2 separate regions of the Mus musculus genome follow, and region 2 is linked to region 1. Evidence: chromatin loops called from intact Hi-C (ENCODE). Cell type or tissue: heart. All regions are shown on one strand. Region 1 overlaps Ghr (growth hormone receptor). Region 2 overlaps Ghr (growth hormone receptor).

Evidence for each region. Hi-C counts contacts between places; a loop is a spot of excess contacts. Peaks named below come from ENCODE experiments on the same cell type or tissue, not always from the same donor. Only the 100,000 strongest peaks of a DNase experiment are listed, where the experiment ranks them.
Region 2: it touches region 1 in a loop (2.0-fold over the local background); 2 of 42 quality-filtered maps call a loop at or near these places.

What each region holds. Positions count from the first base shown.
Region 1 is chr15:3,431,229-3,436,228 of GRCm38, forward strand. All of the region lies in intron 2 of Ghr (growth hormone receptor), which reads right to left. Among named protein-coding and RNA genes, the nearest start is that of Ccdc152, 130 kb to the left of the region's middle. In heart, no CTCF peak of the experiment used is centred here; a DNase peak (open chromatin) is centred at 2,213; H3K4me3 peaks cover 304 bases; H3K27ac peaks cover 1,848 bases.
Region 2 is chr15:3,374,626-3,379,625 of GRCm38, forward strand. All of the region lies in intron 3 of Ghr (growth hormone receptor), which reads right to left. All of the region lies in intron 4 of Gm41254 (a long non-coding RNA gene), which reads left to right. Among named protein-coding and RNA genes, the nearest start is that of Ccdc152, 74 kb to the left of the region's middle. In heart, no CTCF peak of the experiment used is centred here; no DNase peak of the experiment used is centred here.

The sequences.
Region 1 (5,000 bases):
AAACAGTGTGAAGAACGATAGAAAAAGACCAGTTCCAAAGTCAGCCTCTGGCATGTACGTGTATGCATAAGCCCGGGCAAGTCTACACACACATACACACACACACACACACACACAGAGAGAGAGAGAGAGAGAGAGAGAGAGAGAGAGAGAGAGAGAGAGAGTACAGGAAAATTCCAGTACTAAGAGTTTTCAAATCAAATAGATTGGCGACTGGAGAGATTCTTCTCATATTCTTATGAAGAATCAGATACAATGTTGGGTGGTGGCTGTGTGAGTGGGTAGACTTTTCTATATTACACCCCCCCCATTCCATGCTCAGCCTATGGGCCTGTTTCCTTTTCATCTTTCAACTTGAACCTGGCAGCAGAGCACTCAATTGGTAAGCTCCCTCACCATTTCAGATCTTTGAGAGTAGCTAATGGCCTATTCAACTCAAAAGGAAGCAGCCATTAGACCAAGTATCTAAAGCCTCCATCGATTTCCAGCCGAGGGAACTCCCTTACAATCATCGAGAAGTGTATGCAGTGCCTTTGGCCTTACGGCATATTCCTAGCCGGGGATCTGCATTCCAGGGCATTGCCTTCAGAAATATCTACCATCAGCCACTTGTTTTGTGGTCCTTTAACACAGCTTGGCCTCTACAGGAAGATAGCTCTGTGACCTTGAGCTTTCTGATCCAGTTAAGAAGCAAAATAGCTATACAAATACTTCATTCTTCTTATGCTGCCCAGTACTCAACACAAAACTTCTTTACAGTGGTCACCGTAAACACTTTCTACATCAGCTGACTATACTTGCTTATGAAAAATTAGGGCATTAGTCTTTTTACACAAGCACTTAAAAGACAGCTTCCCTTGGTTTCATACTTTGTATTCTAAAGAGAAACAAAGAAATTAAAATAAAATGAATCCTGAAATTATATCCATTGTTTACATAAAATGTTTGTTAATTGCCTACTCTAAACAAAATCATTTATTAGATGCTATATATGCATGAAATATTTACAGCCAGGAGATGAGACCACAAGGATCTCATAGCTGAAAACTGAAGGTCAATGCTGATTATCACAATACATAATTTTCAGAATATCTATTATTTGGTATCCATAATGCTTGCATAATTAATGAGCATTTTAAATCCTTATCATGGATTGCTTCTAAACCACAAATTTATGATAAAACCTGGATGATAGAAGCCAGGATTTCCATTGGGCAATGGGTTAATCTTCTATAGAGACTCATGGAAATGGTTTCTTTCTTACTGTGGCTCTTAAGGGACAGCTATCATCCTTTTCTAATTAGATTAATTAGTTCCTTTTTAACCATGTCACTAGGTTTTCCTGTGTGCATGTGTGGGAGGAGACAGACAGACAGGCAGGCAGGCAGGCAGACACACAGACAGACAGACAGAGAGACAGAGATAGAGATAGAGATAGAGATAGAGATAGAGATAGAGATAGAGATAGAGATAGAGAATGACAGGAGAAGCAAATGGCAAATGACATGAGGTGTGCTAGGGAAGAGGCTCTAGTTCATAGAGAAAATAAATTTTACTATTAGAGATGCGTTCATTTGGATGAAGAATGATCTTCTATTAAAATGTGCTCACCCTTGAGAGAACTATCATATTCAGAATTCCCAGGTCATCATACCTCAAAATAAATGAGGTCACTTGATTCTGCTCAGCCAGCAGCTAAGATTGAAAAGGTCTTGAAGTAGATGGCATAGGTCAAGGTGCAGAGTTATTTTGGCAAGGGCAGGCCTGGTGAAGAAGCTGCAGAGGAGAGGCCAGACAAGAGATAGTGGGAGGGTGCTGAATTGGATGGATGAGCACAGGGCATAGTAATGGGATAAGGAGCTTCAAAGAGCTCTGAAAGCCTTTGGTACAGAAAAACAACCTTCTCATGGCTAACTCTGGAGCATATCTAAGATATACTGGAACATTCCTTGTCATGATTTCGAAGCTCCTTTTTTTACCTCCCACTCTTTCTGGTTGCATCTATGTAAACACATTTCTGTTTTAGAAGTCAAACAGTTCAAAATTTAAACATCCCATTCTCTGGTTCTAAAGGAGATATCCATTCTGAAGAATGACAGGACGGAGTCCATGAAAGCTGGATGCCTCACATGGGGTCAAGAGTTCACTTCCTGGACCTAGCTGCTTTAACCAGAGGCGCCTTCCCTATTTCTGGGCACTCTTGATACTGTCAGCAGCTGGTACGGCTCCCACAGACAACCCTTGACAACATCACAGCTGTTTCCTCTCCTGCCAAAGCCACTTAAACTCCCAGAGTTCCCTGCATTCTTTTCTATCAGCTGGAGCAGAGGGTAGATGGTTGGATTCAAGTGCTTTTCGTCACGATTGCAGAAATGTACATTTGCTTAATGTGGAATGCTTTCTCACGGTGCCCTCTTTGAGGGACTCTGAGGTGGGCGGCCAACAGAGCATTCTCGCCTGCTAGCATTTTCCTGGGCAGAACTGAAAAGCAAGTTGCTAGGCTCACATCAGGAAAAGCAACCTTAGCTCTGGAACCCATAGAGCTGGATAAAGAAATCCAATAGGAAAGAAAGAGGAGTGCTCATTTTCCTTTTGCTATGGATGGCCACAGCAGATCTGGTCACACATACCATGGTTCTGTGTCTGCAGTTTTGTTAGCAGTCACCCTCTAGAACACCAATAAGTATGAGTCTATGTATCGGTATAAGTAACACTGCTTAGTGTCATAATTAACTCTTTTTATGCTGGTCTATGGTTACATTTGTCTCAGCAGAATTCAAATAAAAAATTGATGGAATCACCGATTATAATAGAACTCTATTTATCATTCTTTATTTGCAGTCTGGATATGTGATTAAAAAAAAAAAAAGCCCAGAAGGTCTATGTTCATTTTTGGAAAGACAATAGCTCTTGAATAGCAAATGATTTCCAGAATCTTAATTTGTATCTCTATCATGCCGCTGACATTGTAGCCTTCCCCATGCCACAAGAAAGCCCACTGAGAGGAAAAAAAATATCTAGAATTTATCTCTTGTAGCTGGTTAGAAAATACCAATTTTAAACACTCTTCTCCACAGAAATTCCTCTCCTTGTTTCTAACTTTAATCTTAGGTCTCTAAATGTCTACAGATAGACTATTCTGGAATAGATTTTCATTATTTGAAACCCTCATGCTTACAAGTAAAACTGGCCTGTAGCTTTTACTCTAAGGGCTTGGCATGGGTTCAGAGCAGAATAGTGGATCCACATAGTACTGGCTCAGCTGAAAGCAAGGGTGAGGAGGGCTTTGCCTCTTTTCTCACCTTTCCAGTGTCCACCTCCAGCCTTACTTTAGTGAAGCTAGGCTGATGCCAGCAGGCAAGGCAGCATGTTCCCAAGTAACATTTGTGGTCAGGAGAATCACATCATTAGTGATGCCTAACTTCCCAATTACCTCCTTTTGACTTGGTCCCAGAGCCATGCACAAGTGTTTTCTCATCCTCCATCTGGCCTTCTCTGGCTCTGACTCACTCATTATCACCCTTCTCCACTTGAACCCAACGGACTTCGTTTGGTGGATCTTGCCAAGTAATGATAGCGAATGAAATAAAATTTGCTTATCTAAGTTAGATCCAGATTGCAAGTTTTAAGGCTTGTTATTTATTCCAAATATAGCCCAAGGATTGTTTTCTACCTTCAGTCTTACAAATGGGTGGTACCTCAGTCTACATATTATACAAATGACATTTTAGATACTCAGTGTACACTGGATAGACAAAGACCAAGTTAATACTGATGTCTCTCTCCCTCTCTCACACACACCCCATTCACATGCTTTATAGGCTATTGTTAAAATAAAATCTGGCTCAATCCATTTTTCAAAGACTTTCTATTTAAAAGGCCTAAGTTATCAGCTGAGATAAATGTAATCTCTTCTCATAAAAACTCTAAAATTATATGAAAAGAAAACTATTCAACACAGGGGGGGAAAGGCTAACAAGAAAATGTTGTTTTAAAATAGATTTATCATGTACTTTATTGTTTTTCTGTATGTGCCTATACAGGTTTATGGGTACCATGTGAGTGCAGGTGCCATTGAAAGCCACGGTCTCCTGGAACTGGAGTTACAGGCAGTTGTGAGCCACCCAATGTGGTTGTGGGAACTGAACCTGGGTCCTCTAGAACAGTAAATACTTCTAACTACTGAGTCATCTCCCAACCCCGGAAACAAAAACTATTACAGAAACCTTTTCTTACTGAAGGCAATCACGTGAGGCTAAGACAGAATAATAAGCCAAGATAAAATTCTTGTGGAGCACATTTTCAGAGCTAATGGCACGTCCCACTATTCAAGACCTGAAGCATTTCATTCCAGATGCTGACAATATCAACAGACTGATAAATTGATGGTTTCTGCTCACTGTTAGAGGACCAATGGTGAGACATACATCACTGTTCAAACTGACTTAAAAGGTCAGTTCTTAAACTTATGACTTTAACCTAAACTCTGAGAAACGTTTTTTACAATGAATTGTTAAGACTGTTCCTGTGTGCCTGGAAAGGAAGCAATAGGTCAACGAGAACCACATAGCTCCACTGAGAACAACATTTTACAGGAAATGCCCTTCCTGTCCTTTCACGGATGGGTTATTGAATGCTTGTTTAGAGAAGCACTGACCTGTAATGTTCCTCAGTTTCAGTGAAGCAGTTGATGTCATATCTTAATATATGCCGTGAATGAAATGCATTATTGTGGCCTGAATAATCATGAAGTTAAATATGGTTAAAGGAAAAATCTAGAAATTAATTACAGAACCCAAGAGACTCTTGGTCATAGCCCTTCAGAGTATGTTGCAAAATTCTTTGAAACTGTTTTTGTAAAAGTTTTTGTATGAAATAATTTTTAAAAGGACATACTATGTTAATTATGTCATGAAGGATACAAGTGCAGAAATTCCAGTTTATTTTATCAGATCCATGAACATTAAGTTTTGAGAAAATCTGAAATCCCAAGTCTAAAC
Region 2 (5,000 bases), 57 kb before region 1:
TAGATATTTAGTCAGGTTTCTGGGAGGACTTCATCTTTCACATATCTGAGTGTGCTTTATGACATTTTCAGATAGGAAAGGCTACTGTTCAGGTGCTGGTTAATTTGAGAGACAGGAGCTTCAGGGCTGCTGACTTTGCAGATCATTGGCTTGTTGAGGATGCCACAAACGAAGTGAGAAACCACCGAACTTCAGGTGGTTGTCATGTAAGCTGCCAGCGAGGTACAAGAAATATTTCTACTTCTATTTCTATTTCATTTTTCTTCCCCCTCCCTTGTCTCTTCCTTGTACATTTAGAGCAGAACAAGGGAGTAAAATAGTAGGGAAAATGAAATCTCATGTTTCTATATTAACAGGGACGGTGAGGAATTTGTTTTGGGGCTTTATGTGGGGGAGATAAACGGGGCTCTAGTAAAATTTAGGAATAAAGAGAAAGCCAAGGAAAGAAATTATTTCCTCCTTTATACTCCAAAATACACATAAACACACATTCATACTCTTAGAATGGCTAATACCACAACCATAAATGCACATTCATACTCTTTGAATGGCTGACCATAACCAACTTTACTTCAAAAAATAACATTAACACTTGTTTTCATGTTCCAAATTCCCTGCCAACCTGATTCACCATTTGGAGCCACACATAATATGGAGGAAACTCTGTAGCAATAAACTCCAGACTGCTGTAGTCCATCCACAGATTGCTCCATCCTTTGTTAGGTATGCATATGTCTTTGTCACACCTGACATGCAATGAAAACACAAATATTCCCCTGTTGACAATAAGCAGGTATCCACTAGCACATGCCTTTGCTCAAGTTCTCCAGGCCAGAATCTCTGACTATGCTCTTTTGACTTCAAAACAATTTGTTGTTGTTGCTGCTGGAAATCTCCAGTCTTTAGGTTTTTTGTTTTGTTTTGTTTGATCTTTTGTTTTTTATTTAAATAGTCAGATCATCTAAAGTACACATTTTAGCTTATGTTTCAATGACCTGACAAATGCACCCAGTATTTGAAACACCCCAGACAAAAAGCATTACTATAGCACCTAGAGCTACTGGACCTGTCTCTTGAAGAGCAAAGAAAACTGTATTCAGAGAAGCAAACTTTAAGCCAGAATGTCATCAACTTATGCAAGGTTCTTTTGCCAGGAGCAGGGGCAAAACAGTAAGGGAGCTGGTCTTTCAAGTTTGTTTCTCCCTGTGATTTTGTTCAAGTCAGCAAAGCTCCCCTGCTCTGTACTTGACCTTTATGCAAGGTTTGAGGAGCACAGGAAAGTTAAAGCCAACACATTCCCTGTAATTTTACTCTGGCCCTTGATCTTGTATTATTAACATCCTACAATGCTTTTGTTGCAATGGGTTAATCAGGCTCGTTTATACTGAAGAGGACCATGGGGGCACCTTAAGCTGTGCACAATGAACTTCAGTGTTTTCTATTGAGAAGGTTCTCAACCATAATATTATAATTACAGCATCACCCATACACTACAATTACAGTTAAAGCTAGGGCTATGTTTACAGTGTACTAAAAGGGATGGAATTGTTTCATTTTAAGTGACCCATTTGCCTCCTCTGTTGGTAACTAAAATGCATACGGATGAAAGAGTCATGTCTGAATACAGTTTTCTGAAGAACAGCTTCAGACACCAAGAAGCTAAAAGTGAAAATAAAACCCCAAGAGTCCCAAATCCCAAATGAGAAAGGACATACATGAGCACCAGCCAGCCTGTCACCACAATGACTCTTGATTTGAAAGGCCAAGGTGGGCAAGATTGTGGAGGCTAGCATCCTGGTGGGGCTGTGCATCTGGGTTCCCTGTTCCCACACTTGATCTGCCTTGTTGTGCAGGCTATGGCTGAGCTCTTCTTGTCTGTTTGTAAAGGTTCATTGGTGGTAGTATTTTCTCCTAGGATGTGAGCATATAGGACTGCCACTCACTCGGTTACAGTGAATGTCCAGTCATTCCCCTAAGACATACTTTATTTGTCCCCTCTTATGAGCCAGATATCCTTCAAAATTCTAAGTAAACTGCAAGAAGAAAATAGAAATTTCTGCTCTCGTGGAACTGAATCTTAATGTATGTTAGACTGGCCCTTTGCTTATTAACTTGGGAGAGTTACGAGAAAACTTTGTCATGCATGAGTGACGACTGATGTTGACTCATCTGTCCTGTCTTGGACATCAACACTTCACTCAGTCAGCTTTGGATTGAGACCTATCATTTCCTTTCTCCTTTCTTCCTTCTTTTTTTAATTAAAATTTTCATCCTATATATTTTGATGATATTCTTTGCCTTCCTGCAACTCCTGCCAGATCCTTTCAACCTCCTTACACATCCACTCCTTTTTCTTCTTTTATTCTTGACAATTTCATACACATACATACTGAATTTGGGTCATTTTCATTCCATGTTACCCTCTCTCATCCCCTTTGCTCTCCCATTGAAACTCCCCTTTCTAACAAGCTTCCTTCTACGTTGATGAGATGTTTTATTTTTTTATCTACTGAGTTTAATTATGGTTGCCTGAGTGAACACGAGTGGGATTGTGTACTAGAGTTTGAGCAATTTATCAGTTGTTACACCACTGAAGAAAATGACAGTCCTTGCTCAACACTGATTAACAACCCATAGTCCCTCAGCGAAGAGCACATGCTTTGTCTACACAATAAACCTCTTAAAGGCTCTGAGGAGGAAGCTTTGTACTGAGGTTTATCCAGTTGGGGAAAGACTTGCCATTTTGAAAACAGAAAAAATGTTGCTATAATGGCAGAACATTTAGCTGTAATACAAAATTCAACTCTTTCATTCCTAGAAACAATTTCTAGTAGGGGGTGGAGGGAACCAAGCACTGTGCTAAACATTTTACAGAATTAGCCCTGTGGGGACATCGAAGCAAGTCAGCCAGGCTGCAACTGCTTTTCTGTACTTCCTCTAAGCCCTGTCTTTCCCATCAGGCCCCTCAGCTGTGTAGTGACTAGAGAGTCCATCTGGCCTTCCCTTTTGGTCTCTCTGCCTTTCTACCTGTAAATAGGTAAACTAATATCTCACCCAGACTGACATAGTGGTGGAGCAGGGAACTGGGGCTACTTAAGCCTTTGCAACTCTTTATGGATGTAAAAAGTAACTGTAACACTAAAGTTGTATTTAAAAAAACAAAGAAGCATTTGTTTTCCTCAAAATTGTCTGAAAGTCTGTGAAACTCATTTCCTGAAGAAATGTTATTCAATGTGAGATATACTGCATTTGAGGCAGGGTCTTTTCTAGAACTCAAGATGACAGAAAAAGCTAAGTAGTAAATAAAGGGAAGGACAGGTAGGACTTTCCATAGCCAGGTCACTGTAATTCTGCAACTTGTGGTTCAATGCTAAAGGGGCACAATTTTAGAAAGTTATTTCAATTCACAGGAAGGAGAGCTTCTATTGCAGTAGGGATGGCATTAAACTTTCTTTGTCCACCCTGATGATCTGTGTGCAGTATTCCTGGCACAACTTCATGGTGCCCAGTATAGAAAGCAATATGTACTGACAACACAGCAGAGACTGGCTCTATATTAATATCTGCTTTCACAATAATTGAAATTTGGGTTTGAAATATTTTTAGGAGAGAAAAAAGAAAAGTTATACGCTAATTCTCAACAACACATGAAAACTCAAGAGAACCTACCAAAAAATAAAGGTACAAATGACACTTATGAATATCTCAAGGACTTAAAAGTGAACTATGAAAATATGTCTATCGTAATAGTGTAATGTTGCCACTGTGTAATATTTAATGATGCACATCTTCTTAAGTCCTCCTTTTTCATTTTATTTGTCATATATCCTGATTATGGTTTCCCTTCTCTACACACTTCCCGGTTTCCCCCGCTCCCCTAACGGAAGCTTTTTAGCTTTTATTTTTGGATCATGAATTCAATCCAGGAGTCAGTTTATAAAAGATGCACAACTGTGCAAAGTCAAACTATAGCTGTCTGTTTTCCTGACTTTTCAGGTACAAGTATTTGGCATAGTAATGCCATGTCTCAGATAGTCAGTTGTAAATAATTGTCCCTGGTATCTATTGACAAATATTCAAACGTGTTTAGCTTCCATTGGATGGAGTATCTTTAATAACAACAAATGCACAAGTCCATATTGATTTCCAGACAGTTAATTCTTACTTTACTATATACTTTATTTCAGAAGAGTTGACTATGAAATAGACCAATAAAGTGAATGTTTTGTTCTCATTAACACATTACCAAACTGAAGATAATTTTTACAGGAAACTAAAAGATGGCCACCAGCATAAAATGAAGGCTTAATCTCATAAAATAAAATACCACAAAAGAGTTATTGATATGATTAGAATAGTATTTGGTACAAATTCTTAAGAGACCAGCTAGGACTAATTTAGATTCTTAGGTTTATGCTCTATATCATAATTACCCTGAAGCAGTCACAGACAAGCTGAAACAAATGGTCATGGTTGGGTTAAATAAACAAAACTTATTTATAGCATATGCATCTGGTCTGAGGGTTAGTTTGCAACCTCTGGTTTAAATAAATGTTGACCTAAGGAAAAAGAAGACCTGAAGTAGCTTATTTTATAACTCATATTGTTGATTTGTAGGCAAATATGTTGTTTATTAAACTGATATTTCGTTATTGTTGTAAATCACTGCACATGGTGCTGGGCTTCACCATAGGCAATTTCTTCCAAATTCAATAGATACTTTGACTGTATGAAAGCCTCCCCTTTATGGTTAAGTGATTTTTCTGAAAGATTTTAAGTAATTCTGGGGAAATCAAATACCCACATAAAAAAGAAGAGTGTAGTTTCCCAATTCAAGTCATGTGTGCAAAAATCCCCACTCAAGATGGATTAAATGCTCACCCATAAGAGCTCGAACTTTAAACTGCTCTTAAGAAACACTGAAGTAAAACCCCACGGGCTTGATTTGTTCTTTTTTTTTTTTTTAATTTATTTATCACATGTAATTACACTGTAGCTGT